6 separate regions of the Mus musculus genome follow, and regions 2, 3, 4, 5 and 6 are each linked to region 1. The links are chromatin loops, found by intact Hi-C in ENCODE. Cell type or tissue: heart. All regions are shown on one strand. Links, peaks and the distances in the headings refer to the core of each region. The heading gives the core; the rest is flanking DNA. Region 1 holds the start of Isoc2b (isochorismatase domain containing 2b). Region 2 holds the start of Kmt5c (lysine methyltransferase 5C). Region 3 holds the start of Zfp628 (zinc finger protein 628). Region 4 holds the start of Ube2s (ubiquitin-conjugating enzyme E2S). Region 5 holds the start of Zfp580 (zinc finger protein 580). Region 6 overlaps Ssc5d (scavenger receptor cysteine rich family, 5 domains).

Evidence for each region. A loop is a pair of places that touch in the nucleus more often than their neighbours do. Peaks named below come from ENCODE experiments on the same cell type or tissue, not always from the same donor. Only the 100,000 strongest peaks of a DNase experiment are listed, where the experiment ranks them.
Region 2: a loop joins it to region 1, with 2.1 times the contacts of the local background. A loop is called at or near these places in 2 of 42 quality-filtered maps.
Region 3: a loop joins it to region 1, with 2.0 times the contacts of the local background. A loop is called at or near these places in 11 of 42 quality-filtered maps.
Region 4: a loop joins it to region 1, with 4 times the contacts of the local background. A loop is called at or near these places in 9 of 42 quality-filtered maps.
Region 5: a loop joins it to region 1, with 3 times the contacts of the local background. A loop is called at or near these places in 3 of 42 quality-filtered maps.
Region 6: it touches region 1 in a loop (6-fold over the local background); 10 of 42 quality-filtered maps call a loop at or near these places.

The regions. Positions count from the first base shown.
Region 1 is chr7:4,862,597-4,867,404 of GRCm38, forward strand. It overlaps Isoc2b (isochorismatase domain containing 2b), which reads right to left and starts at 3,583. Exons shown (of 6, transcript NM_026158.2): 1 at 3,465-3,583. In heart, for the core only: a CTCF peak has its summit at 2,614 (motif pointing right); DNase peaks (open chromatin) are centred at 615, 1,145, 2,635, 3,705 and 1 weaker place; H3K4me3 peaks cover 1,767 bases; H3K27ac peaks cover 1,545 bases.
Region 2 is chr7:4,737,672-4,742,479 of GRCm38, forward strand. It overlaps Kmt5c (lysine methyltransferase 5C), which reads left to right and starts at 2,456. Exons shown (of 9, transcript NM_146177.2): 1 at 2,456-2,568; 2 at 4,109-4,310; 3 at 4,451-4,616. The coding sequence starts at 4,201. It overlaps Gm24537 (a small nuclear RNA gene), which reads left to right and starts at 1,161; the gene lies at 1,161-1,262. It overlaps Gm42369 (a long non-coding RNA gene), which reads right to left and starts at 2,409. Exons shown (of 2, transcript XR_881802.3): 1 at 1,621-2,409; 2 at 1,319-1,531. In heart, for the core only: a CTCF peak has its summit at 2,467; DNase peaks (open chromatin) are centred at 2,300, 3,620 and 4,220; H3K4me3 peaks cover 3,317 bases; H3K27ac peaks cover 2,835 bases.
Region 3 is chr7:4,913,156-4,917,963 of GRCm38, forward strand. Zfp628 (zinc finger protein 628) reads left to right here and starts at 2,062. Exons shown (of 3, transcript NM_170759.2): 1 at 2,062-2,250; 2 at 4,255-4,361. In heart, for the core only: no CTCF peak of the experiment used is centred there; DNase peaks (open chromatin) are centred at 2,066 and 2,724; H3K4me3 peaks cover 2,329 bases; H3K27ac peaks cover 2,373 bases.
Region 4 is chr7:4,811,419-4,815,418 of GRCm38, forward strand. It overlaps Ube2s (ubiquitin-conjugating enzyme E2S), which reads right to left and starts at 922. Exons shown (of 4, transcript NM_133777.2): 1 at 745-922; 2 at 1-138. The coding sequence starts at 747. In heart, for the core only: a CTCF peak has its summit at 1,529; a DNase peak (open chromatin) is centred at 1,353; H3K4me3 peaks cover 2,470 bases; H3K27ac peaks cover 2,503 bases.
Region 5 is chr7:5,049,263-5,054,070 of GRCm38, forward strand. Zfp580 (zinc finger protein 580) reads left to right here and starts at 2,270. Exons shown (of 2, transcript NM_026900.1): 1 at 2,270-2,452; 2 at 3,543-4,461. The coding sequence starts at 3,555. The coding sequence ends at 4,073. Gm15510 (predicted gene 15510) reads right to left here. Exons shown (of 4, transcript NR_166619.1): 2 at 1,469-1,656. It also overlaps a transcript of Ccdc106 not described here. In heart, for the core only: no CTCF peak of the experiment used is centred there; a DNase peak (open chromatin) is centred at 2,369; H3K4me3 peaks cover 2,903 bases; H3K27ac peaks cover 1,891 bases; H3K27me3 peaks cover 1,835 bases.
Region 6 is chr7:4,937,647-4,942,454 of GRCm38, forward strand. The region is part of intron 12 of Ssc5d (scavenger receptor cysteine rich family, 5 domains); the gene reads left to right. Among named protein-coding and RNA genes, the nearest start is that of Ssc5d, 14 kb to the left of the region's middle. In heart, for the core only: CTCF peaks have their summits at 984 (motif pointing right) and 2,751 (motif pointing left); DNase peaks (open chromatin) are centred at 1,005 and 2,725.

The DNA of each region.
Region 1 (4,808 bases), core at 375-4,374:
CTGCCTCCACTTCCAGTTCTAAGATTCCAAGATTTATTTATTTATTTATTTATTTATTTATTTATTTATTTATTTTTACTTTATGTGTATTGATTGGTCTTGTGCCTGCATGTATGTCTGTGAAACACATGGATGTCATGGTGAGAGAGTCCAGAAAAGGGCGTCAAATTACCTGGAGCTGGACTTACAGAGAGCTATTAGCCACCATGTAGGCGCCAGCTTCCCTCTTCTTTCAAAAACACTGAAGCAGGGAGTGCTGGCACACCTTTAATCACAGTAATTTGGAGGCAGAGGCAGGAGGATCTCTGTGAGTTTGAAGCCAGGCTGATCTATAAAGAGAGTTCCAGGACAGTATTGCTACGGTTACACAGAGAAACCCTGTCTCAAAAAGAGAAAGAAAGAAAGAAAGAAAGAAAGAAAGAAAGAAAGAGAGAGAGAGAGAGAGAGAGAGAGAGAGAGGGAGGGAGGGAGGGAGGGAGGGAGGGAGGGAGGGAGGGAGGGAGGGAGGGAGGGAGGAAGGAAGAGCTATAAAATCAGAATAAATGTGTTGGGTATGGTGAGCATGCTTAAAATCCCAGCACTTTGGAGGTTTATCTGGGTGGTGTGCCAAGAGTTGGAGGCCAGCCAGGACTGCATAGTGACCTTGCCTTAAAAAAGCTAACCAAGAAGAAATCTAAGATTGCATAACGTGTAACAGATTGTCCAGTGAAGAATGAATACAAGCTTTGGAATAAAGTCAACAGCTAACAAAAACAGCCTGTGGGGATGAGGTTCAAAATTGACAGACACTTCTGTTTGACCCAACATCTTCTCCCAGACCTGAAAACTGAGATAGAAGCCCTGCCCACACGACCACAGCCTCTAGACTCCCCCTTAGCCTCAGCCCAGTCATGTCCCACCTCAAGGCCCCTGCTCCCCATTTCCTGGAGGGCCAGTGAGTGTCTGTGTTCCTCCACCTACCCCTGTGTGTGTGTGTGTGTGTGTGTGTGTGTGTGTGTGTAAGTGGGAGCATATACATGAAAGCACATGTGGAGATCAGAGCCCAGCCTCATGTGTTGGCGGTAACCTTCCACACTGAGATAAAGTTTCCTGTTTTCTGCTGCTGTACAAGCCAAGCTAGCTGGCCAGGACACTTCTGGGGGAGTCTCCCATTTCTATCTCCCATGTCCCAGTATGACCACTGGGATTACAGTTCCATGCTACTGTATCTAGCTTTACACGAGTATCAAGGAACCAAACCTAACTCCTCAGACTTGAGTGGCCAATACCTAACCCGTTGAGCAATCCACCCAGTGCCCAGAGGGCTCCTTCCCACTCCTGGGGCTATCTTCTGGTTCTGAGCACAAGGGACACGGAGGCACCACGAGACATTTCTGAGGGGTGGATGAGCTAGAGAGACACACAGAGGATCACAAAGACCTAGCAATCTGCTGAAGGCAGCAGGGAGCTCCGGAGGGACCAGTCTAGAGGCTCAGAACGTCTCATAGCCTGACAGGCATGGTCACCATCCTCAAAGTGACGGAGACACAAACCCTCTGATCCAGAAATCTGTCCCTAAGTATTTATCTGACAGGGACCAGGTTATTATTAATCACAAGACTCTTTGACAGGGCTCTAGTGATAAAGGGCCACAAATTCCCAAATGTAGCCAGTTAGGCCACAGACACTTGCAGTCTGGCCACCTGGTGACCCATAATGCCTTACATAACAGACACTAATAATGTTTAATGACCTATGGCATCATATCCACTCTCAACCACTGTGTAGAGCAGAGAGCTTCTCATGGACTCAAGGCTGGCCAGGGACTCACGTCAACCCTCCTGTGTGAGCTGTTTAAATCCTGGGATTCTAGGTATGGAGTCACTGAGCTGTGATTAGATACATATACTTCTTTCTTCCTCTCCCTCTCTCTCTCTCTCTCAAGTTTTCCACTTTGTGGTTTGGGGTGACCTAGAACTTCTGATCCTCTAGCCTCCACACCCTAGTGCAAGAATTTATCAGCATACAAGTGATTCATGCAGTACTGGAGATCAGATTCAACACCGTTTGCCACAGAATCTTGCTAAATCGCCCAAGGGCACCTGGAATTCAACGAGCAATTCTCCTGCTGAAACTTCCGGAAGGAGTAGCTGGGATTACAAAAACTGCAGCCAGCCAAATTCTCACTGTGGATTCTTTGTAGCCAAAAACAACTGCAAGGGAGGTCTCCAACACAGACATTTAAAAAACAAAACAAAACAAAAACAAAAAAAAACCAAACAAAAACCCACAAACAAACAAACCTGCAAGGGAGGTCTCCAACACAGATAAAAAGTGCGCCAGTGAAATGAAAAGCGCAAGAACGGTATGGCAAACTCCCATCTGTGCTCCCTGAATGGCAAATGTAGATTTTTTTTTCCTTAAAAATTTCTATTTATTTATTTAGTTTCTATATGGGAGAGGGTATCCATGCCATGGGGCATATGTGGAGGTCAGAGACAAGCGAAGGAGTCATTTCTCTCTGGATCCCAAATGTGTGTGTTGATCAGATTTACTTTTAATTTTAAAAAAATATTTATTTATCTATTCCCTGTATATGAGTGCTCTGTCTACATGTATGCCTGCATGCCAGAAGAGGGCAGCAGATCCCATTACAGATGGTTGTGAGCCATTCTGGAAGAGGAGCCACTGCTCGTAACTGCTGAGCCATCTCTCCAGCCCGGACTGGGTTTATTATATGAGTGTTTGACCTGAGACTGCATAGCCACATGCATGTAGTGTCTGTGGAGGCTGGAAGAGGTAGTCGGGTCCCCTGAAACTAGATTTAAAGACGGTTGTAAACCACCGTCTGGGTGCTGAGTACCAAACCCAGGTCCTCTACAAGAGAAACCAGAGTTCTTAGCCACTGAGCCATGTCTACTCGCCCCCCCTTCTCTATTCCCCTCATAGGTTTTTAAGGCTTATGTCCCAAGGGCTGGGTTCTTGGCTTGGGAACCCATTTTTGGGAGGCACAGTGTGAAGGAAATGAGCAAGGGGGCTGGATGGAGTTCAGTGGTAGAGAGCACTTGATTTGCCTGGCTTTCATGACAGCCAGGCTCAGTTCGCCAGATTTGATCGAGATGGACTGGGGACACAGATGGGAGAGGATCCACGATGCTTTAGGGAGAGCGATACAGAGGAGCACGTAATTGTGAGAGAAGCGGGGACCACAACTCCTGGAACCAGGAATTTCAGGCTGTGTGACCCTGGGTGAGTTTCCCTTCCTCTCTGGGTCTCTTTTTTTCTCCAGGGTTAGCTCACTGGCGGGGTTGATGCAAAATTTGTCTCTAGAGAGGGTTGGGGACTCTCCCCGCGGGTCTATCCTGAGACCAAATGGAATGCCATTCCAACCCCCGAACCCGACACCCTGCAAAGCTTCCGTTTCCCGGTCTGAATGACGGGATGGTGGGTTTGCAAACAGCCAGCAAGTAACGAACCGGACTTACTCGAAGGTCCCAGGTTCGAGTTCGGGCCCCTTTTCCAAGAAGTCCCGTGACCTTTTCCCCGCTGGATTCCCACTGACCCCGTACTGGGCCTCCTTTTTGCCCTTTGTAGACACGTAGTCAGAGCCGCGGGTCTACACCCCCGCGCCGAGCCAACCAATCGGCGTTCGCCTCACTCTGTTCTACTCCATCCTGTTAATTCGATTGGTCTGAAGAAACTGGAGCAGGCGGAGAGACAGAGGGTAGGACCAATGAAAATCCACGGAGGGAGGGCCTTGGCTGAGAGCTCGGCTTCTAACCCGGAAGGAGGGTGAAGAACGACCAGAGAGCTAGAGGCTCAATCTTGGCTAGTGTAGGGTTCATGGCACCATCCACTCCATCCGGGGCGACCGGGGAGAGGTGATGCTTTCTGTAACCTAGCTCTAGGAAGGCTGAAGCACGAGTATCGCCAGTTCGAGACTAGCCGGGACTGCGTGGTGAGACCCTGTCAACCAAAACAACAGCCGGGCATGGTGGCGCAAATGTTTAGTTCCAGTAATCATCATAAACCGATGATTTAGTTAATGGTTTAGTTCCAGTACTCAGGAGGCAGAGGCAGGCATAATTCTGACTCTACAACGCGAATTCCAGAATAGCCAGTACAACACGGAAGTAAGTCCTGTCTCGAAAACCCGAAAGTCAAACTAAGAAAACAAAAGAACAAGCCTCGTAAGACATTTTCCCCCACTGCTTGCCAGTTAGCTTTTTCTCCAGGAATTCAGGACTTGTCTCCTTGGGTGGTCTATATAGAAAACTGACTCTGTACTTAGAAGTGGGGGTTAAGAGAGAGAGGATTACTTCATCCAGATATATAAACCTGGTATGGTGGCTCAGGGCCGGTAATCCCAGCGTTCTAGAAGCTGAGGCCTTGAGTTCAATGAATAAGAAAACAAAAGCTGATTACGGTGGCTTAATACCCATGACCCCAAGTACTCAGAAGTGGAGACAGGAGGATTTCTTCACCTTGAAGTTATGAGAAAAGGGCTAGGCATGGTGGCTAACGAGGACTGTAAACCCAGCACTTGGGAGGCTGAGTGTGGGTGAGGATCTTTTGGGGGAGAGATATATATATACACAGAGTTCCAGGTTAGCCTGGGCCACAGAGTGTGACACTGTCGAACAAAGAAAAAGAAATAAGGCTGGAACTGTAGCTCAGGTGGCAGAGTCCTTGCCTGGCATGAATAAAGCCTTCGCTTTAGTGCCCAGCACTGTATGCATGGGGGTGGGGTGAGGGTGGGAGAGATGGGGGATGGGATGGGACTGGGAAGGCAACCGGCAGAGGTTCAAAGTTGGTCTCCCCAGAACAGT
Region 2 (4,808 bases), core at 340-4,339, 120 kb before region 1:
GAATTGCTCTGCTTGGCCTCATACCAACTTTGGCCATCTATTCTAATCTTCTGGCTCCTTCTTACTCTCTAAATGGTTCTGTCTTCACCTGTGTCTAGCTTGTTCTCTCTCTCTCTCTCTCTCTCTCTCTCTCTCTCTTTCTCTCTCTCTCACACACACAGACACACACACACAGACACAGACACACACACACACACACACACACACACACACACACACTTGTTTCTATACAACTGTCCTGGTAAAACTGCCCTCTCTCCTTCACTCTCTCTGCCCTGCTCTCTCTTAAGTAGCCTCTTGTTTTCTCTCTGTTCTCAAGAGAGTTGGGCATATCCCTATTCTATCTACTCTTGTTCTGATTCCTCACTTCATCTGTTTCTCAGTTAACATCCCTTTCAAACACACGTGTCTCCTTCTACAAACTAACTTTACCGTCATTGTTTGGGATTAAAGATGTGTGCTAAGAACACTAATGTAGGGGCTGGAGAGATGGCTCAGTGGTTAAGAGCACCGACTGCTCTTAAGGTCCGAAGTTCAAATCCCAGCAACCACATGGTGGCTCACAACCATCTGTAATGAGATCTGATGCCCTCTTCTGGTGCATCTGAAGACAGCTACAGTGTACTTAGATATAATAATAATAAATAAATCTTAAAAAAAAAAACCCAACAACAACAAAAAACACGAATGTATTCCAGCCAGAGTAGCCATGTTGCTGTATTAAATCTCTCTACCCAGTTGTTTGCTAGGCACATCTCTTTTTCTTTCAAAATGGAAATCAAACCACAAGCCTCACCCATGGTGCATATTGTATACCCACAGGCTATACCCTCATCCTGGAATATACTTCAACAGTCTGGAAGACACTTTGCTATTTAGTGGGGTTTTTTCCCTTAAATATATTTTTATTAGCCATTTGAAAATCTCATATAATGTGACAGCACCCAAGGACGATATAGTCATCCTAACCCGGAGAGCTGCTTAGGGTAGGGAGCTGTCTTAGAATTTAGGAGAGAGAAGGGTGGTGAGGCATGGACCTCAGACACTTGAAAGTATATCAGTGTATGATATTTGCTTTGTAGACGCAACCATGAAGCTGTGAGTTGGCAAAACCCCAAGATCACAGAACGGTGCAAAACTTCAGCCTCCTTAAAAACAAAATGTTGCAGCAGCACATATACTAAAATTGCAGCGATACAGTGAAGATTTGCATGGCTCCTGTGCAAGGATGACGAGCAAATTCATGCCTGATCTACATGGTGAGTTCTAGGACAGTCAAAGCTCATGTCTCAAAAGAGAAGCTACTATGATTTAATCAATTGTGTGTGTGTGTGTGTGTGTGTGTGTGTGTGTGTGCGTGCGCGCGCGCGCGCGCGCGCCTTGGCATGAATGTGGAGGTCAAGGACAACCTTCAGGAGTCGGTGCTTTCTTTCCATTATGCGGATCCTGGCTATGAGACTTGTGGGCAGGTGCTTTTACACACTGGGCCATTTCAATGTCCCATCTCACTTCAATCGGTTGTTCCTTCAGTCTGTAGTAACAAAACATTCTGTGCTGTAGGCATTATCCTAACCCACCAAATAGATAACTCAGGAAAGACAAAAACAAAAGTAAGCTTACTTGTTTGGACGTAATTATGATATCCTGCTAATTATACTTGCAGGATTGAAGAGGTGGGTAATCTTAATTAAGGGGTTTCCCCAGGGGAGTGCCCCATGAATCAGAGCTTGTCTTCTAAGTCCCAACTTCTCAGCGTCGTCTCTTTCTGAACTGTTCACAGGCAGGACAAGAAAACTTCACAGAGTTCTTGTAGGTACAATTTTCCAAAGATAAGGAATACTGGGAAAGAGAAAAGATCTTCTTGCTAAGCAGGGTTGGCACTGAAGTTTTGTTGCCATGGCAACCAATGGTCTCCTGGGGCCGGGAGCGCGATGGCGCGTGTGTGCATTCACCTCTTTCCTTCCTGGTTCGCTCAGGGATTTTGCCCCACTTCAAGCTGAAAGAAAGAGAATAGAGCTCCGGATTTAGGGTGATGGGCGGAGGCCTTAACGAATGGAAGCGTGGTCCTGTCCAAGGCCAACCAATAATATACGAAGTTTGTCTCTGACAGAGCCCTCCCTCTTTTCACTTGGACCTGAATAACCTGACCCAAACAGAGTTTCTGTTGGAGCGACGGCTCTTTAAGCCAATGAAAGCACTGATTTGGGACAGTGCAGAAGAAGAGGCGGGACAGATTTTTATGGCAACGCCTGAATGACAGCGACCCGAGCCATTGGCTGTAGTTCGCTGGATTTATTGACAGAGTGGGCGTGGAGGGGTTTTGTCAGGGCACCGACTGGGGCCAGAAGAGGCGGGAAAAAGAGAGCAATGAGAGTCAGCCAATAAGAACAGCGCGAGTTTCATAGCAACGGAAGAGTGACGGCGGGTTGGGCCAAAGGAAGGTTAAGCTGTTTGTTACGCCGGCCGAGGGGAGGCGCGGCGGCTGTGTCGGACGAGAGCCGGAGGAGGCGGTGGGTGGAGGTGGCGGCTGCAACGCGGGTTCCTGAGGAGAAGGAGGAGGAGAAGCGGGTGAGGGGCGGCGCGGGGCCCGACCTCTGAGCCCCCTCTTGGCCCCCGCCCCGCGCCGCCCGGCCTCCCAGTCACCCCCTGAACCGGCTGTCCCCGGGCCCTTCCTCGAACCTTGCGGTCCAAGTCTCCAGCCCCGCGGATCTACGCGCTCCTCACTCGTACCCTTCCCTGCACCCTTGGAGCCCATGCAGACTCCTCTCTCACTCTCAGGACTTTCCTTGCACCTTAGGAGTCGCTCCTTGCCCCACCAGGGCCCATCCCCACCACCTTTTCCTGCATCGTAACCTACCTACCCTGTCACACTCAGGGCACTTCCTGACTCCTGTCTCACTATCCTGGTCTCTGAGGCCCTTCCTCTGACTCTCTGTTTCCCCAGCCCCCTTCTGCAACCTTCCCAGGCTTTAGTTAGCTACTTAGCGCCCTCAATTCCCTCCTCGAACCCGTAGGATCTTTCAGGTTTCCATCACTTCAAATCCCCCAGGATTCCCTCAAACCCTGCTTGGAACCGCTAAGCCCTTCCCTTGGACCCCAGGCATATCTACCCTTTGGATTTCGTGGGCTCCTCCCTTGCAACCTCAGGTGCCTTCTTCCCCCCACCCCCGCCAATCCTGACTTCCCTCCATCTTTCTCTCCCCTTTCTCTCCCTTCACATCATACTCCCTACACCTCACTTTGTCTTTTCCCAGCTTCCAGGCTTTTTTTCTAAGCACCCTCTTCATTTAACCCAGACCGTTTTTTTTCCAGATCTTTCTCCCAGAGTGGCGGAGTGTGTCTTGCCACACTCTGCCTTCTTGCTCTCTCCCAAAGCGCAGAATTGTCAGACACACCACAGTGAGGGTACTGGGTAACCTGGCCCTCCATTTTATTTGATTTGGTTTTCTGAATCTATTTTTTTCCCCTCTTTGCCTCCGACCCTTTGTTTTGACTTGTTCCTCCTCTCCTTTCTGTTCCTCCCTTCTTCCTGTTTTTTGTCCTCTGGCGGGCTTCCCTTTTGCTGGAGTCCTCGGAGAGGCATTAGGGACTGGATCCTTCTTCCCCTAATGGCTGCCTGGGCTCCACCCACAACCTTTTGACCACTCCCCAGAGGAGGGTGACCTTGGAGGGAGGTGCTGAGGACGGGAGAATCAGCCTAGCAGGGGGTCAGCAAAGGCAGGCCAGAAGCTCCTATGGAGTTCCTTTTCCCCTTTCCCTTGATGAGAGCCCAGCTATCCCAACTCCCTCCTGCCATGCTAAGCCTTTGGAGTTATCTCAGGCAGTTAATTAATCTTCCTTCCGCCTGGGTACACAGGGACCTGTCTCTTACATGTGCACTTGGCAAAGTGGTCTTTGTGTGTGCTGACATTCGAGAAAGTGTCCATGTCCTGGGAAGGTAGTGTATGTGATTGGGGGACATGCATCTGTTTTGCAAGAGGGGAGGAAATACTTACTGCACAGGAGACTATTTTTCTTAAGGTTTCCTCACTCGAAAGTACCTGTTGGGTGTCATTCTTACATAGAGTCCCATGAAGTCAATATTGATTACCCCCGTGCTCTCCTGCAGATAAGCAGGCTCTGGGGCCCACAGACACCCCATGCAGCGCCTGAGCGGCACATCCATGCTCTGTGCCAGAGCAGCATGGTTTTTAAAGCACCATGGGGCCTGATCGAGTGACAGCCCGAGAACTGTGCGAGAATGATGACCTGGCCACCAGCCTTGTTCTTGACCCCTACCTCGGCTTCCGCACCCATAAGATGAATGTCAGGTGAGGGGGAACTTGGGGGTCCTGGGTCCTGGACCCTTTCTCTTATGTTTTTACAATTCTCAGCCTGGTCTCCCTGAAGCTTCGGGTGGGGGCCAGGAGGCCTGGAAGTCCCTGGAACCCAGGCATACCCTTTCTCCCAGTCCTGTGCCCACCTTGCGACGACAACACCACCTTCGTTCAGCACTGGAAGCTTTCCTAAGGCAACGGGACCTGGAGGCTGCATTCCGGGCCCTGACGCTAGGAGGCTGGATGGCCCACTACTTCCAGAGCCGTGCCCCTCGGCAGGAGGCTGCTCTCAAGACCCACGTGAGGGAGCCCATGCCCCAGCCTGCCCTGCACAGTGCTCTCTCCATCTAGCTGGCAGATTCTAGATCTCTCAGGAGAGTAGCCCCCAGGCCCAAGACTGCCTTGCTGCTGGGGACAGCCTGCAAGGAAGGCCCAGAAGCCTAGAAGAAGAGAATTGGGGGCGGGCGAGCTGAGATGAGTCCACCCTCCTCT
Region 3 (4,808 bases), core at 428-4,427, 51 kb after region 1:
TAGTTAAAGTTCGTGACATAGGAATGCAGGCCACTGACCACCCATGACCCCCCCCCCCCAGCCTAGCACTCACCAATGAAATTTTAGATTACCTGATCCTTCCTGACAGTCCCCCTATAAGAAGGCCTATGCACCTTTGTCTGGGGTTGACATTTTGAAAAATATTTGACCTCTGCATGCTGGTTGTTTCTCTAGAATAAACCGTCTTTGCATACTGAGTCTGAAGTCTTCAGCGACTTGACTTTCGGACCCTACAGGGTGTCTATTGTGTCACTGCATATCAGAATCTTGGAACTTTCTTTTTGACTTTGCAGGGCCTCACAGCTAAGGGGCTGCCTTGAATCTCAGGCGAGACTTTGAACTTAAATAATATATTTCTTTTTATGTGTATGTGTGTTTTACCACACTCATGTCTGTGCCTGTGTCCACGGTGTCTCGGGAGGGTTCTGTGGGACTGGAGTTACAGTTGTGAGCCACTGTTGTGGATTCTAGAAATCAAAGGCGGGTTCTCTGGATCTCTCTCTCTCTCATACATAAAATGAAAAAATGTAAATTACATTCAGCCACTTATTTTGTGTGTATGGGCATGCATGTATTTGCCACACAGCATAGATGCTGATTGGAGGACAACTTGTGGGAGTTTGTTCTCACCTTTCACCATATCCATGTTGTAAATGTAATTGCTATTTTCCAGATGTAATTGCCATCTCTGATGTCTACTGTTGAATAAACTCACCCTTTCTAGCTCTTTCTGAATTCTGGCTGGCTGGTTCAACTCAGCTTCTCTGGCCTAAACACCTCTCCAAAGTGACTGATTCTCTCAGCTTCTGACTGAATTGCTCTGCTTGACCTCAAACTAACTCTAGAAATCTGTTCTAATTTGGCTTCTTTTTATTCTCTGGCTCATTGTGTCTTCACCTGCAACTTGTCTCTATAAAACCATCTCTATGAAAACTACCTCTGAACTCCTCTGCATAGCCTCTCAACTCACTGATTCAACTGAACTGGTTGCCTAGAACTCAGAGATCTACATGCCTCTATCTCCTGAGTGCTGGGATTAAAGGCATGCACCACCAAACCTGGTCCTAAGCTTTTCCTTACCTGAAACTTGCTCTATTCCAGGCTGGCCTTGGACTCAAAGAGATCTGCTTGCCTCTGTCTCCTGGAATTAAAGGTGTGTACTAAGGTCATATCTGTGTTCCAGCCACAATAGCCATGTTGCTGGATTAAGACTCCTCTATGGCTTCACTGGGCAGCGAGCATCAGTACCATCAGTCTGAGCCATCTCACCAGCCCTCTAAGTTAGGGCTGGGGTGATAGCTTTGTAGTTAAGAACAACTGCTAGTTTTACAGAGGACTGGGCTTCGGTTCCTTGGGACCACACCAGACAGTTCACAACTGCCCTGTAACTCTAGCTCCAAAGGATCTGACACTCTGTTTTGGCTTCCTCAGGCACCAGGCACACATGGGGTGCACAGACATGCATGTGGGAACTCACATATACAGAGAAGGTAAAAATAAATAGATCTTAAGAAAAAGGCAGCCGGGCAGTGGTGGCGCACACCTTTAATCCCAGCACTTGGGAGGCAGAGGCAGGAGGATTTCTGAATTCGAGTCCAGCCTGGTCTACAGAGTTCCAGGACTGTCTCGGAAAAAAAAAAAAAAATTCAAGGCCAGCCCGTGCTACATGAGCCTACAAGAGCCCATTGTCTCAAAAAGTAAAAAACAAAAACAAAAAACAATTAAGACAACAAAAATAATCTATCCGAAAGTCTCAGCACAGGCTCAGAAAGCAAGCTTGGCCCCAGATACCAGCAGGCAGGGGAAAAAAAGCAGGCTTGTAGGGGCAACTCAGACTCCCGAGACCCAGGCCATCCCAGGCCATGCAGGAAGGTTGAGTGCCTCAGTTTCCTTCCCAGCACGAGGGAACAGGGTCTGCGTGTACACCACGGGCCTGAGGCTTGGACCCCCGGGATTCTGCATCTGGCGAACCCCAGCAGTGGGTGGGGCCGGGCCGGGCTTGGCGCGTTGCGTCATGACGCACGAAGGCGGCGGCGGCGGGGTTTGTGTGCGCGAGAGGCCGCCGATAAAGGTTGAGTGCCTCGCGCCGGGGGCCGTGGGGAGGGAGCGCGCCCCCGCCCCCTCCCGGGCCGCGGGTCCCGCAGCGCTGTGCCGGGCCCCGCTTCCCGTCAGCCCCCGCGGGAAGGCCCTGGGGTTCTCCTTGATCCCCCTCCCCGACCGGGGCCACAGGTGAGAGACCGGAGGGCGCGGTGGGGGAAGGGCCGGAGGGCGGAGTCGTTTGGAGAACGGCGAGCGGGAAACCGGAAGGGGTACCTTAAAGGGAAGGTCGCTATTTCGCCTCCGATATTTAATCTGTTAGGCCGGCTCCGCCCTCTTAAAGGGGTAAGGACAGTGTGTTTAGCTGCATTTTTGCAAAGCTTCCTGCCCTTTCCCTTCTCCCCTTTCTCCTAAAAGGGGGTTATTTCCTTAAAAGCGGGTGATAGTTTCCCAAACATTGAAGGAAAAGTTTCATAATTCTGCTGGTCCCTAGACTATCTGAACAAAGAGATCTTTTTTCCCTCCCAGATAAAACCTCATGTAGCTTAGGATGCCGTCAGACTCACTGTATAGCTGACAATGACCTTAAATTTACGATCCTGCTGCCTTCATCTGCGCGCTGGGATTACAGGCCTGCCTGTGCCACCACGCCCAGTTCTATGGTGTACTGTGACAAGAACCCAGAGCTTTGTGCATGCCAGTCATTAACCCTTAATAACCGAGCTACATCCCAAACCCCAAGAGCTTCCTCGTAAAGCCCAGACGCTTAAAGGGCACTCTCACTGCTAAGATGGGTCCCTGTTCCGTTGGGCCTCTTGTGTTAAAAGATATGGCCTCAGAGGCACAGACAGTTTCTGAACCTCATTTGTCACCTACACGCCAAAAGGAACAACAGCCCTTTAAAAAAACAATCCTTCATAGCCTATTGCCCTTTGAAAAAGAAATCCTTTATAACCTGTCAAAAGGGGGTGCCTCCCTCTCTTCACTCAGACTGTCTTTACTGAGCATGCTCTCTCCTGATGTTTTGGTGGGTGATGGATGCATCAGAGAACGATCGATCGAACGAAGCAGAGGTTCTCTGTTTGGATGATGTGAACATTGACAGAGTAGAACAAGCAGTAAGAGACTTATATGTTGATGGGACTGTCCTGGGGTACTGTCACTGCAGTACTGACTTCAGGATTTACTAGGGAAGGGTCAAGCTGGCACTGTGTTTTGTTACCAGTGGCATCCATCCTATTGAGTCAGGAATCCTGATGAACACCCATCCATTTATTAGACAGCCCCTCTGACAAAGAATGACCTGTCTCCAAATCTCTGTGCTGGTGAGGTTGAGAAGTCCTGGCTAGGGTGGTGGTGATGCACGCCTTTGAGCCCAGCACTCAGGAGGCAGATGCAGACATCTGAGTTCGAGGCCAGCCTGGTCTAGGTAGTGAGTTCCAGGACAGCCAGGGCTGTGCAGAGAAACTGTGTCTCAAAAAGACAAAGAGAAATGCTTGCCCTATAGTATTTAGAAGGTGATGGGCCCCGTGAAGAAGGGAGCAAATAAGGCATGGGAGGAGATCAGGGAGTGCTCAAGGGTGGTCTGAGGAAGGCTCTCTGGGGTGAGTTCTTGAAGACTTGGAGGTGACAGTGTGAGTTGTGGATGGTGGAGGGGAAGGGCACTAGGCATAAGGTGGTGGTAGCTTTCCCTGCTTAGTTGAACGGCTAGAGGGACAGGAGGCCTGCAAGAGGGGAGAAGACGGACGTAGTTATGCGCAGTCAGCAGGCTCCTGTAAGGGAGTTTGTCTTCTGTCCCCTTATAGGTGTGACTACTATCCAGGTTTGCCTCAGACTCATCCTCCTGTCTTAGCCTCCTCTTACCACACCTGGTTTAGCAGTGCTGGGGCTCACACCTAGGACTTTGTGTGTGTTGGATAGGCACTCCATCAACTGAGCTACATCTCCTGCCCAACCCTTAAGTTTTGTAACAGGAGAGCATAGAGGGAGAAAGACCTGGAGTTAGATTGTGGTTAAGTGTGAGGTATCTTGTGTCCCAAGCATTTGGAGCAAAGGAGAGGCCTGGGTAGAGTCACACTTTTAGAGTTTTCTATAGATTGTGGAATCCTAGGGGAGGGTAAGGGCTTTCAGAGAGGGGCAGTGGGGGCAGAGAGGAAGACAGCAGTTCTTGACTGAGCTCTGATTCTCCACCTCCAGGTTTAGAAGGATCCAGCCCGAAGGCTAAGGTGGTCACAGAAGGGAGAGTCAGCCATCTGCAGCTAGGAGATATGCTTAAAGGAAAGACTCAGCAGCAAGGAGCTGGGGTATGTGGGGACTGCAGGTACAAGGAGCTGGGGTATGTGGGGACTGCAGGTACAAGGAGCTGGGGTATGTGGGGACTGCAGGCACCTGACGTGGTTCCAGAGGGAGGGGCAGGTTAGTCCCCCTGACATATAAAGGGCTGGGGGAAGTGGAACAAGGGGTCTTGTTTCCTTACATATGCTGCTGGGATTGGGCCAGGAGAGAAGCAAACTGCTAGAGGATGCCATGGGAGGTCAGAGGCCATGGCATAGAGTATTTGGGGGCGGGGACCCTTGCAGTTGTCAGCTGCTACTCTTTTGGACTGCATCTTTGTAGGGATTCATCCTGTGTGCTGTAGGGTGCTGAGAAGCACCTCTGTCCCTGCCCTTGACAGACAAGCAACAGCCAGTGTCTCCAGACATCACAAGATGCCTCCTGGGTGGAAAGACATTTGGCTCGTTTGGGACCTG
Region 4 (4,000 bases), core at 1-4,000, 52 kb before region 1:
GATGGTAACCTGCAGGTCTGTGAGATCCTCCTCATTGGGGAAGACTTTAATGCCATCAGGTGGGTCTGCCGTCAGTGTTGTCACCTCCTTGTACACTAGGCGGATGATGTGGGGCGGCAGATTCTCCACATTGGAGTTCTAGGCACGGAGGGAAAAGGAGAGTGAGCAGCCTGAAATAGCTAGGATTAAGGTGGGTGGATACCAGAATCCAGACTTTAGAGGTCCGAGGTTGTCAATCACTGCCTGTCAACTGGACCTAAGATGCTTCTGGCTTTTGCCCCATGGCTGACCGGGACGGTGTCTCAGAAAAAGCTTCTACGTGGCTCAGCGTACCCGAACCTACCCAAAGCGCTCGTTAAGACGCGCATGGGTCCACTACTGGTTCCAGGTGGGCCTGAGGCCTAGCCGGAGCCCTTCCCCTACTTAGGCTTGAAACAACCCCATCAACCGCCGCCCCCCCACACACACCAAAAAGAAAAAGGCTGGACGAAATGGCGGCGGGATGTCTTGCTCCTTAAAACACCCATGGGCGGGCCGCAAGGCGCCCAAAGCCCTCCCCAAGGTTCCGAGGGCTGCCTGGGCTCCCGCACCGTTTGTTGAAAGGCCCTGGGGCCGACTCCTGGCTCCGGACGTTCAGCCATGCCACCAAAGCACTCAGAAGCTGGCCAGAAAACACTTGGGACGCCGCAGTCGCCTCCTCTGCCCGAGTCCCCAACGGCCCCTCGGGCCTCCCGCGTCACTCACCATGACTTCAGCCGGCCGGGGGCGGGTCCCCCCGGCCCCCTTCCTGCACTCCTCGGACCGCCGGCCGGGGCGGGGGGCCCAACTGCCGGCCGCTGTGGCCCTAGCGAGGCCCCCGAGGCCCCACTCCGCTCCCACTAATTCCGACGTCCGCTACGAAACGCTCACAACGTTACGTCTGCTCCTCGGTAGAACCGGCCGCGCGCCCAACACCGCACTTTTATAGCTACTCGCAGGCCCCGCCCCCTCACGGCACGTCTCGACCGCGTACGTCAACGCGCACGTTGCTGGGCGGTCAACGCTCTTTTCTCTGTTCTTGTCAGAATAGTAGCAGAAGTTCGAACCCAGTTTGTGAGGAGTGCTATCACAATGAGGGCTCACGCCGGCTGAGGAGTTGACCTGGGAGAACCAAGCGGCTAAAAACCTAGAGCAGAGAGAAAGGGGGCGCCCGCCGAGGCGACGTGGCCGCTGATTGGACCGTTTGAATGAGACGCCGCCACGACTTGGGGTGCGCGCGCGCGCTCCGGCCTGGAGAAAGACGCGCACGCGACTAACGGTTAGGCAGGGGAAGGGGCGGAGCGAGGGAAGACAGGACTGGAGGGGTTAAAGGGATGACGGAAGGGGCCTTGACCAATAAACAGGGGCGGTCGTGATCTGGACTTGTGGGGCAGGTAGGAATTGAAAGCTACTAATGGGAAGCCAGCTCAGTGTGATAGACTCCAACCTCGACCAATGAAATGTCTCAATTTCTTTTGTGTATGCAAATGTTACGCTGGGAGTCTGGCGACCTCACCTGGAAGCCATGGAAGGGCGGAAGTGTGGACATAATTTGTCTATGGGGCTCCATTTTGTTCTGCGCTCCTGTTATGTGTTAGGAAGCCCTCAAAATCAGGTTGGTTGACTCCGAGGGCTTGGACTTCCTGATCCTCTAGAGTATGACTTGTGACTTTTGCCACCATTGTTTCTGTAGGGGTGCCAGAGGAAGAAGTCAGGGAAGTCTCACGTCCTTATTGAGAGCTTTGTGACTGACCTCCAGACCCCATAGACTTCTGTTAACTTTTTGAGAGACAGAATTTCATTACTGGCCTGGAACTCCTTTTTCCCCCGGGGTCGGGGGTTGTTGTTTTGGCTTTTCTTTTTTTAGATTTATTTATTGTTTTATGTAAGTACACTGTAGCTGTTTTCAGATGGTTGTGAACCACCATGTGGTTGCTGGGATTTGAATTCAGGGCCTTCGGAAGAGCAGTCGATGATCTTAACCGCTGAGCCATCTCTTCAGCCCTTGTTTTGGCTTTTCAAGCCAGGGTTTTTCTGTGCAGGCCTGGCTGACCTTCCTGAAACTCGAGCTATAGACCAGGCTGGCCTGAACTCACAGAGATCACCTGCCTCTACTTCCTGAATACTGAGATTAAAAGTGTATGCCACCATACCCTGGCCTCGTTCCTTTTATATCCATCCTCTAGCCTATGGGATAGTGCTGCCCACATTTAGGTCATCTCTTCCCTCACCCATAATTAACCTCCTGGTCCTGTCCTTACATATACTCCCAGAGGCTCTTACTAACCATGAAGTGTTAATCCAGTTATGACAGCATGGCAGAGATCTAGAGAGAATTAAACTATCTGCAGTAATCCCATGCTGGGGAGAGAACAGACTGAAGCTTTGACTGCAGAGGAGTAGGACCTCATCTCCCAGGAAGAGATTTCACAGTTCTGACAACCTGTCTCATAGCTAAATCTGCATAAGCACATTTCTTGAGTCTTGTTTCATGTTTTCTGTAAAATTGTAGCTTTGCTAGAGGGAAAGCAGAAAGAAACAACCCTCTTCCCTGACAAGATCTGGCTATAGTTCTTAGGAAACTCATTTTCTTCACCAATTCTTTTTATTTATTTATTTTTATTTTATTTTATTTTATTTATTTATTTATTTATTTATTTTTTCCGAGACAGGGTTTCTCTGTGTAGCCCTGGCTGTCCTGGAACTCACTTTGTAGACCAGGCTGGCCTCGAACTCAGAAATCTGCCTGCGTCTGCCTCCCAAGTGCTGGGATTAAAGGCGTGCACCACCACGCCCGGCTCACCAATTCTTTTTAATTTATTTATTTTGAACATATAAATGTTTTGCCTGTATATATGTAGGTTCACAGTATGTATACCTGGTGCTCAGGGAGTTTAGAAGGGAGTATCAGATCCTCTGGAACTGGAATAACTGGTGGTTTGAACCACCATGAGGGTACTGGGAACTGAACTCAGGTCCTCTGTAAGAGCAACAAGTGCTCTTAACCACCAAGCTATTTGTTCTATTTGAGAACAGTATCCAAGAATGGAGTCATGTCAGGAGGATTTTGAGTGCTTGTGAGACAAGAGTCTTGTGACCTCTGTTTCGTCGAAACATGGAATTGTTCTTGGACTGTGTTTTGTACTCCTGTGCTCCTCCAAGATGTAGCAGCTAGGAGTGGCTTTGCTTCAGATTACCCCAATTGCTTGCTGATGTTATTCAGCTAAATGTTTAAACTGTACTTTACATACCTCTATGGAAAACAGGTTTTTGTTTCGTGTGGCTTGTTCTTGTGATTGTAGACAGTCTGAATTCATGAATCCTGTGGCCTTTCTTAACCCTCAGGGTATTACAGATCTCCATTTCTCAACATGTGGGCCTTGACCCCTTTGAGTCGGCGGTTGAAGAACCATTTTACAGGGGTTGCCTAAGACCATTGGAAACACATATACTTACATTATGATTCATAACAGTAACAAAACTACAGTTGTGAAGTAGCAATGAAAATAACTGTGGTTGGGGGTCATCACAACCTGAGGATCTGTGTTAAAGGGTTGCAGCATTAGGAAGGTTGAGAACCACTGGTATAAATTTTCTGAGGCTATGAATAAAGTAGGCTATTGCATGAAACTTTAGTCTGCCTGATTTATTGGTTCCATTCTCCCAGGTCCCACTGCCTTTAGAGTAGTTACAGTCCAGCCCCCTTATTTTACAAATTTTTGTCTTAAGGTTTTCTCCTATGGAGATGAGCTACAGGCTTCAAGATGACAGAACCAGTCAATCCTGTTTGACTCCAGCATGACTAGTAAGCAAAAGAAACAAACTTACATAGGGGTAACTATTCATGACTTTGGATTAGGCAATGGTTTCCTACACCTAATGCCAACAACAGCCACAAAACAAAACAAAACAAAACAAACAAACAAAAAAAAACCAAATAAATCCGACTTCATCAAAACTAAAAAAGTTCACGTTCAGAGGA
Region 5 (4,808 bases), core at 360-4,359, 190 kb after region 1:
AACATATCAGGACATGATATGTCTGACTTTGAGAGGGAGAGAGGTGGTGGTTGGGACAAGTGAGGACATTAGAGGGGTTAGACTGATGTCTGGTAGACTTTATCATGACCATGTCCCAGCTAGGTGGCAGGGTGTCTCCTCTGTGTTGTGGGGAATCAGATCCAGAGCTTTGGGGATGCTAAGCCACCCGGCAGTAGCTTTTTTAAAAGTTATTTTATGTATATTGGTGTTTCTGCCTACTCGGATGTTTGTAGACATGTATGCCTGTTACAGGAGACAGAAGATGGTGTGGGCTCCCCTGGAATTGGATTTATAAATGGTTGTTAAGCTGGGTGCTGGGAATGGAACCTGGGGCTTTTACTAGAGCAGCCAGTGCTCTTAACTGCTGAAGCATGGCTCCAGCTCCATCCAGAAGTATCTTTTCAGGGAGAGGTGGGATTTACTATCTGATCAAATTTACTCATTCACTAACTGATATTTTGTTTTGTGTCTCTGCCCTCTTCTTGGCTTAGGTTTTGAAATTCATTTATTTATGTGTGATCGTGTACATGCATGTGGCAGTCAGAAGGCAACTTTCTAGAGTTGGTTCTTTTCTTCCACCACGTGGTCATCTGGGTTTGAACTCCTTTGCCCTTGTAGAGGACCTGGGTTTGACTTATAGCACCCACAAGGTGGTTCACAAACACTCTAACTCCAGTTCTAGGGAATCCGATTGCTGTCTTCTGACCTCCAAGGACACCAAGTACACATGTGTATATGCCTACAGGCCACCAAAACACTTACATACATTTTTTTTTAAAGGAGAGAGAGAATTCAAGGTTATCTTAGGCTGCATAGTCAGGCTAGGCTTCTTGAGATCATGTCTCAAGAAATAAAAATACAGTTTATATAGCTGTCTCCTGGGGCAAATCTAAATTAAGGAATGAATACGTTCCATACTTCAGGGCCTCAGAAGCACTAGTGCTCAATAGCTTCATGTATCCACTGTCACGCCTCATAGAAATTATAGCATTTGTTACCGATGGAAAGATGTTGGATAATTCTTCAAGGGGTAGTCCACTCTTTGGGTGGGTGGGTGGGTGGGGTCCTTGCACTGGGCGCCTAACCCTCCTCTCCCTTGGCTATGTCCAGCTGTTGCCCCCTCCCAACTCCCAGTACGTGGATCTAGGACTTAGCCTTAGATGGGTCCTAACCTCCTGTAATTGCATCTCATACCAGAGTGCATTTTACAAATACAAAGTGTCTTCACTGGCCCAGGCTACTGCATCAAAACTGGATGCTCAGACCCTCCTTGAAGAGCCCTGCGCGCCAGCTACCATAGGCAGTGGGTGCTGGTGACTTCAGCAGCACTCTTTTCCATTCCAAAGAACCAGCTTCCTTGCCTGTGTATACGACAATGCCTGGCTTTCTCTGAGCCTCAGCTTCCCCATGTATTCCATAGTAAGTCTAAACTTCCCCATGCCCGTACCTAGGAATGGCTGGTCTCCTCTGGAGACCTTACTTTCCCCTGCTGGGTCACTGGCAAGAATCACAGCTGCTCTCCATCCTTGTTTTCAGATGCGATTTCATGTAGCCCAGGCCGGCCTCCAACTCAATATATTGGAGAAGATAACCTTGAACTTCTGATTCTTCTGTTTCAACCAGTTTTATGCAGTGCTGGGGATCAAACCAAGAGTGCATGTTAGGTAAACCCTGTCCCCATTTTTATACCTAGCAAGCATGCTCCAGTTTTCAGATTCCCCATATGCTCTGCGGGGAAATAGTACATTTTCCTTTCTGGGTCAACATCTGGTCGTCCCCAGTCTCTGTTTCCCCGTATGTTCAGTGGAGCATATATACTTTACGGGATCTGGCAACGTCTTCTTTGGACATTGATTCCCCCATTTATGAGACGTGAGGATTGTGACCCTGCTAAATCAGAACAGAGATCGGGCTTCTGGACCTCTGTCTCTCCATTTGCTCATCCAACAGAAACACCCCTTCTCTAACCCGCTGGTTTTGCCTAAGCGGAAAGGGGAGGCAGGGTGGAAAGACGACAAGCTGTAAATTTCAATTCTTTATGGGGCGCTTACTAGACTTCACAGTATCTAGCTTTTTACGGGTCACTCAAAGCAAAGGAATGGCTCTTGTGAATGGCACGCAGCTGGAAACTGTCCTTTTGCAGGTCCTTCTCGTTGGCCAAGCGCCACCCCCACCCCTTGCGCTCTCCCTTTACAGCTGCAGACTCCAGCCTCGGAACCTTCGTGTGTGTAGCGGGCGTTTCTGAACGGTGCTCTTTCTCAGGGACGCCGTCGCCCCTCGCGCCCCTGCGCCCCCCGACCCGCGTCCCCGGCGCCGCCGGCCCGGAGCTGCCCGGAAGCTCGCTCCTACCGCGGCGCTCGTCAGGGCAAGCCCGGGTCCGTCCGGGACCTCGGCCCCGTTCTCCCCCGGACCCGAGAGGCTGCTGCACCGGGTACGGGGGCCGGGATGGAGGGAGGAGCCTGGCTTGGGCAGGGCGCGAGGCCGGCAGGTCTCTGGGTGTGGGTCGGAGCGGTGAGGCGACGAAAGCGACACTCAGAGCCTGAGAGAGGGGCGTCGGGAGGCCAAAGCTCCTTATGGAAGCCAGGGGAGTAGGAAGGCCGTAGGGGATATAACGGGACAGGGTGGTTTAGAGGACCAGGGCTGCTAGAGGTCCCCAGACGAGGGGCTATGCATCAAATAACCCGGGAGGTGAAGAGGGACCAGAGATGCCAGCTGTATCTAGAGAGGAGGGGCCAAGGTTAGGGGTAGCTGTGCGGGAACAAGAAACCAGAAGGTCTATGACTGCGAGTTGGAAGATGCTCCAAGGTGGTGGCGGCGATGGAGAGAGAAACCGAAGATGTCAGGATACTTTGTGGGTGGAGACGGTGGTGAATAAAATATAACAAGATGGGGGCGCATATTGGAGGCAGTCAGTTGAGAATGAAGTACAGACGATGGCTTTCCTCGAGTGGAAAGAGAATGGCAAAACCTTTAAGTGCAGAGTGTGGGGATGACATAAAAGAGCCTTGAATGGAAAGTGGGGAATTGGGTTAGTGGGACTCTGGATAAGTATCTAGGGAGGAAACTTGAGGCGACGACAACTGTGGAGATTGGGGAGGCTCTGAGGGTATTGAGGGACCTGAGGGAAAGGACTAAATCAGAGATTGAGTAGAGCTCTGAGAAAAAGGAATGGGTAGATGGGAGAAAAATCTCGGAGGCCACTAGTCTCTAGAATGTGAGATTAGAAAGGACCTAAACTGAGAAGGAAAGAAATGGACTTGGAGATTGATTTCGGTGGGTGGAGGTGAGGGAAGGGAATCCGAAGGATGTCTGAGGTTATGACCTGAGTCGGTGGAGCGGGGTGTTGCTAAGCCCTGGTGTAGGAGTCCCGGAGATGGGGACTGGAGTCACTTCTTACTTTGTAGGGAGGTAGGTCAGTAGCACAGTCTGGCAGGGAGTGGTATCATCTTCCTTTTTAGGATTTTTTTTTTTTCCTGAAAGGAAGAGAGGATCTTAACTTCTCTTCCCTCCGCCGCTCCCAGCTGCCGCTCCAGATGCTGCTGCTGCCGCCGCGGCCACCCCACCCTCGGTCCTCCTCTCCGGAGGTCATGGACCCACCGCCCCCCAAGACTCCCCCTTTTCCCAAGGCGGAAGGCCCCTCCTCCACTTCTTCCTCGGTGGCGGGGCCGCGGCCACCGCGGCTGGGCCGCCATCTGCTCATCGACGCCAACGGGGTCCCCTACACGTACACGGTGCAGCTGGAGGAGGAACCTCGGGGCCCGCCGCAGCGCGAGGCGACCCCGGGAGAGCCAGGTCCTCGCAAGGGCTATAGCTGCCCAGAGTGCGCTCGTGTCTTTGCGAGCCCTCTGCGGCTGCAGAGCCACCGTGTGTCGCACTCGGACCTCAAGCCCTTTACTTGTGGTGCTTGTGGCAAAGCTTTCAAGCGATCCAGCCACCTGTCGCGGCACCGCGCCACCCACCGTGCGCGCGCTGGTCCACCTCACACCTGCCCGCTCTGTCCACGCCGCTTCCAGGACGCCGCGGAGCTGGCGCAGCACGTGCGCCTGCACTGAGCTCAGCCCTGCCCTCTCCGGATCACCACACAGCGTCACTCCCACACATACCCCAGTTCTCCTGAGGTTACTGCCTTACCCTAGGCCTCAGTTTCCCCACCCATCCCCAAGGAGAAATATCATTTTATATTTTCTCCCGTCTAGCTGTGTGATGTAGACCAAAGTTGTTGCCCCTCTGGGCCTGGGTGTCAGTTGGAACTGGGCTTCAGTCCGGCTGTGCTGTGTAAGCCTTTGCAAACGTTACGACCTCTCCTGAGTCTTGGTGGTCTACTCTTCCCAAGTATAAGGTCTTCGTGGAAGACAAAAACACCGGCACGGTCTGGATCGCCTCTGTACTTCTAATGCCCACGATCCCTTATTCCTTGCCCAATAAACATTCCGCACTTCATTCTTGGGTTCTTACTTGCATGTGGGTTGAGTGTTGGGATAGGGAGATTGAGTTTGGACCATTAGCACATAGGAACCTTGTGCTCGGAGAGCGTTTCCAATCGGAGCTGTTTTCTGATGCTCAGGCAACCCGCCCTCTCCGTTCTCCCTTGGACCCTCATCTTTCCCTAGATTCCTATTTCCCAAACCCGGTACTGCTAGGTACGGGGGAAACCAAGGTTCCCCGGTCCCTCTGCCGCCTACAACTGTGGGCGCAACCCGGGGCTGTCCGGGGCCGCCTGGATCCGAGAGGCTGTACTGGATACCAGACGGGGTAGGAGGGATGGAGAAACTAACGGCCGCGGAGGG
Region 6 (4,808 bases), core at 334-4,333, 75 kb after region 1:
CTGGGTGCATATGCCAAGGCATGTGTGATGAGGTCAGAGTCAAAATGGTGGAGCTCTATCCACAAGCTCCTTTACCTACCGGGCGATGGCATCCGCCCACTTTTGTTTTGTTTGTTTTGTTTTTGAGGTGCTATATCTTGTATCCCAGACTGGCCTTGAACTTGCTATGTGGCTGAGGTTTGCCTTGAACTTCCTGTCTCCCCCTCCCAAGTATTGGCAGTGCAAACATATGTGCTACTGTGGTCAGCCATAAAGATCTCTCTAACAGCTAGCCTAGGCCTCCATGTCCTGGCAGGCTTGCCTAAATGTGTTCCACTCTTGGGCTTGACAGTATTCACCTTCTCCAGAGTGCAATGGGACAGCATGTGGCTCAGAGCGATCAGAGGGCATCAGCTAGTACTGAGCCTACCAAATCGACCATGCCCCTCAATCCAGAGCATGTGCAGGAATGACCCAGAGCCCTCAGCTCAGGGTTGTCCTGTGAGCACATGGTTCCACCGTCAGCAGACTCATACCCAGTCTGGCAGTCCATGTGTTGTCCTGGTCAGGCTCTAGGTCAGACACAGACAGGACCCTCCTGGAGCACAGGTTCTAACTCCTGCCCTTCCCAGCCCCACCCATGAAAGTCAGTGCCTTACATGACATCTGTCAGTCCTTCTGCTTCTCCATGGCTTCTGTTTTGCTATGGTCTGTGTCCTTCCACCCCTGATGCTAACCCAGGGATCTCCATCCACCCTGGCCCCTACATCTTAGAACTCCATTTTGCTTTTCTCCTGGTGTCTTTCTCCCATTGGATTCGTTCCCACTCTCTTTTCCTCTTTAGTACTCTGTTTTTCCCAGTGCAGTATCTCTTGGTTTTTTTCATCAGTTTTTCTTTAAAGTTCTATACTCCTTCCACACCTTTTACATTGTTTAAAGTTATTATTTTATGGGTATGGTTGTAGGCATATCTATGCCATGTGCATACAGTTCCCACACAGGCCAGAAGAGGGCACCAGAGTCCTGGCCAGAAGAGGGCACTAGTGCTCCTGAAACTGGAGTTATAGACAGGCGTGAGCAGCCACATGGGTGCAGGGAATTGAACCTGGCTTCTCTGGGAGAACAGCCTGAACTCTCTGTCCAGCCCCTGTATCTTCCTTTCAAGTCACCATCTCACCCCATTTCTCAGTAGTTTGCTTTTTCTTTTTTCTTTCGTTGTCCCAGCTGGCCTAGAACTCCTGTTCTCCCCCTGCCTCCACCTCCCCAGCCCTCGGGTCACTGGGCATGTACCACCTTGCCCGTCACTCACTGTATTTCACGTGACTTCCTCTCTTCTTTCCTTCCTGGGTTCCCCCTCCACTGTCTTTTTCAGACCCTCTGCTTTTATCTCCTCCCTTCTGTAGCGTTCCCCCTTTCCTTCCTTTTTCTTTGTTAGATTGATTGATTGTATATGTGTGTGCATGCACACCTGTGCTCAGGGCCATATGCCACAGTATGTGCTCGCACACGCACTCATATGTAAGTGTGTATATGCATGAGTATACGAGCTCATATGTGTGTGTGCACACTTGCATGCGTGGATTCGTGCTTGTGTGTGTGTCTATGTACAACCTGCAGGAGTCAGTCTTCTCCTTTTACCATGTTGGTTCCAGGTATACAACTAGAATTTTCAGCTAGGTGCCGATCCATCTCATCTGCCCTGTCTCTAATTTATTACTCCAGCTACCTGTCATTCATGTCCCTCTTTCCTCCCGTCCCCTTCTTGAGACAGGCTTTTCTTTTTCTTTTTAAGATTTATTTATTTTATGTATATGAGTACACTGTAGCTGTCTTCAGACACCCAGCAGAGGGCATCAGATCCCATTACAGATGGTTGTGAGCCATTACAGATCATGTGGTTGCTGGGAATTGAACTCAGCACCTCTGGAAGAGCAGTCAGTGCTCTTAACCGCTGAGCCATCTCTCCAGCCTCTTCCCTTCCCCTTTCTTTTTCTTTCTTTCCTTCCTTTTCCTCTCTTACTTTTCTCTGCCCCTCTACACTTTTGAGCTGTTCTTTTATAGCTCTAGCTGGGCTTCTCTATGTACCCGAGGCTGGCCTTGATCCCCTGACTGCACCCACCAATGCTAGGATTACAGGCACGCATACTCCAACTTCTTTTCAGTCAGCTACTGCCATGTTCTGAGTCGCACTATCTGTTTTTTAATTCTGCTAGCTTCAGTCCTTTCTCCTTCTCCCTCTCCCTCTCTCTTTCCTTCTTTCTCTGTTTGTGTCTCTTGACCCTCATTTCAGTGAGAGAGGACACTATTTGTGCCCTACCCGCTGCATTTCGCACCCCTGTTTCTCTGTCACCCTCATTTCTCTCTGCATACACCGTTGAATGCTCCCTGCCTCTTTGTGTGTGTCCCTCTGCCTGCCACTGATTGGAGGGTCTGCTTGCATCCTTTCTGGAACCCAGCATGCACAATCAGGCCTGCCTAGGTAGGTACCTGCTCTTCTGCCTAGCACCTCCTTACGTCACGGAGTGCTGCACATTTTGATTGGCCACCAGGATCCCTGTTCTCCACCTGTAGAGTTGAACTAGGGAGCCAACTTCAGGAATGTATAACGTGGATCCAGGAGTACCTCTTGCTGGTATCGAGGTTGATCGTTAGAATGCTGGAACCAGAAGTGAGTTCTTAGAGACCCCGTTCCTTGTTCAAGTGCAGCTGCATTTGCAGAACTTACATTCTACACAATTAGGGCAGTTTCTCTGTCCTGCAGCGCCCCCTCGTGGTAGAATTGAGCGCATGGTGAGGCACTGCCCACTGCAGAGACAGCTGAGGCAGGGGGATCCTTGTAGGGGGAGCAGGGCAAATAAATTAGAAGTACAAACTGTACAAGCAAACTCTTGGGACAATTTTATGTATCAAGGGTTAGAAGAAGGTGTAGTAGTAGGATGAGACTGTTTCAAACAATTTATATGTGTCTTATGTATATATGTGTGTGGTATGTGTGTAAGTATAACTATATGTAAATGCTTGTGTGTGTCTCTGCAATGTGTGGACAGTGTGTGTGGAGGCGAGAGGACAACATCTGGTGCTATTCCCCAGGCACTATCTAAACCTTGTTTTTATGAGACAATGGCCTTGAAGCTCAACATTGAGGCCAGGCTAGTGATGCATAAACCTGGGAGATAGCTCTGTCTCTGTCTCCCTACCACCGGGATGGCATACCCAGCTTTATATTTTCTTTAAATGTGTGCTCTGGGGCTCACACTCCGTTCCTTGTGTTTGCAAAACAAGTAATTTACAAACTGAGCTATCTCCCAGCTCTTGTTTGCTGCCGAGAGCTTCTTTTTTACCATAGCCTAAGCTGGCTTGGAAGTCACTGTGTAGTTCAGGCAAGCCTTGAACTCTGAGTGGTAGGATTATAGGCATGCATCATGATGCCAGCCTAATGCCATTCACTCGTTGTACTGGGATGATGTGTGCTGCCACTCAAAGCACAAGCCTGGGCTCTGACTCACTTAGCTGACTCCAATCCAGACAGCACAGGGACAAGTTGTGTGACTGTGCGTTCCAATCCAACGTACAGAAGGCCCGCGTCGTCACCTATAACAGAAAACTCTGCTTACCGAAACAATTCATAGGCTCAGGATCCCAAGGTGGTAATGATTATTTATAGAAGAGAAACCAAGAAAATCCTTCCAGAAATGTGATATTATCCTTCAGCAGACGAGAGCAAGAAGAGAAGTGTTGTTTAATTAATTCATGCGTGTGCCATGGCTTATGTGTGGGGTCAGAGGACAGCTTCCACGAGTTGTATTTTCTACTCCACCATGTGGGTTTTGGCAGGGTTTAACTGAGGTCATCAGGATGTACAGCGAGCAACTTTACCCACTGTTCCCAGGAAGGGAATTCTCAAGCGACCAAAGGCCTGTGGGAGAAAACTCGCATAGTCACATGGTTAAGATTCTTTTTAAGGACTTATTTTGTGGTTCAGGCATGGTGGTGCATACCCTTCATCCCAGAACTCTGGAGGCAAAGGAGGTGGATCTATGTGAGTTTGAAACTAACCTGGTCTATATAGCAAGTTCCAGAACAGCCAAGCTACACACACACACACACACACACACACACACACACACACACACACACACAGCTCAGTGAGACCAGAAGAGGACATCCAATCTAAACCTGGCATTACAGGCAGGTGTAAGCTGCCTGAAGTGTGGGTTGGAAACCCAAAAGATGCTCTTAACCACTAAGCTATTTCTCCCACCTCAGCAAGGGTAGGCTTTAAGCTCTAAGAAGGGCCTCCATGGATCTCTCTGGCTGCTAGAACATCACCACAGATCTAGTGGCTCATGTTCTTGATCTTCTGTAGGTCAGACTTCATGGGTCTGACTGATCTAAGATCAGGCAGGGCTGATCCCTAGGGGAGAAGCTGCCCTCTTGACTTTTCCAGCTCCAGCCCCTTCCTTCGTCAAAGCCCGGAGTGTGTTGCCTTTCTCTGGGCTTAATCGTGTCTTTAGTCTTTCCCCTGAGATTCACCCTGGAAAGGTTTGTGTATTCTAAGTATTTATGAGACTCAGGAACGTTTTTTCTTTTTGTTAATTATTTATTGTCACCCATTTATTTATCTATTTATTTTAACTGTATTATGTTTGTGCATGTGTGTATGTGTGTGCTATGGCTTAAAAAAGGCTGCTTGGGACAGCATGATAGTTCAGTAGATAGGATACTTGGTGACAAACCTGACAAGTATTGTTGGAGCACACATGGTGGAAGGCACACATGCACTAATAAATACATGTCATTTTAAAATGTAAAGGGAGATTGGAATTCCA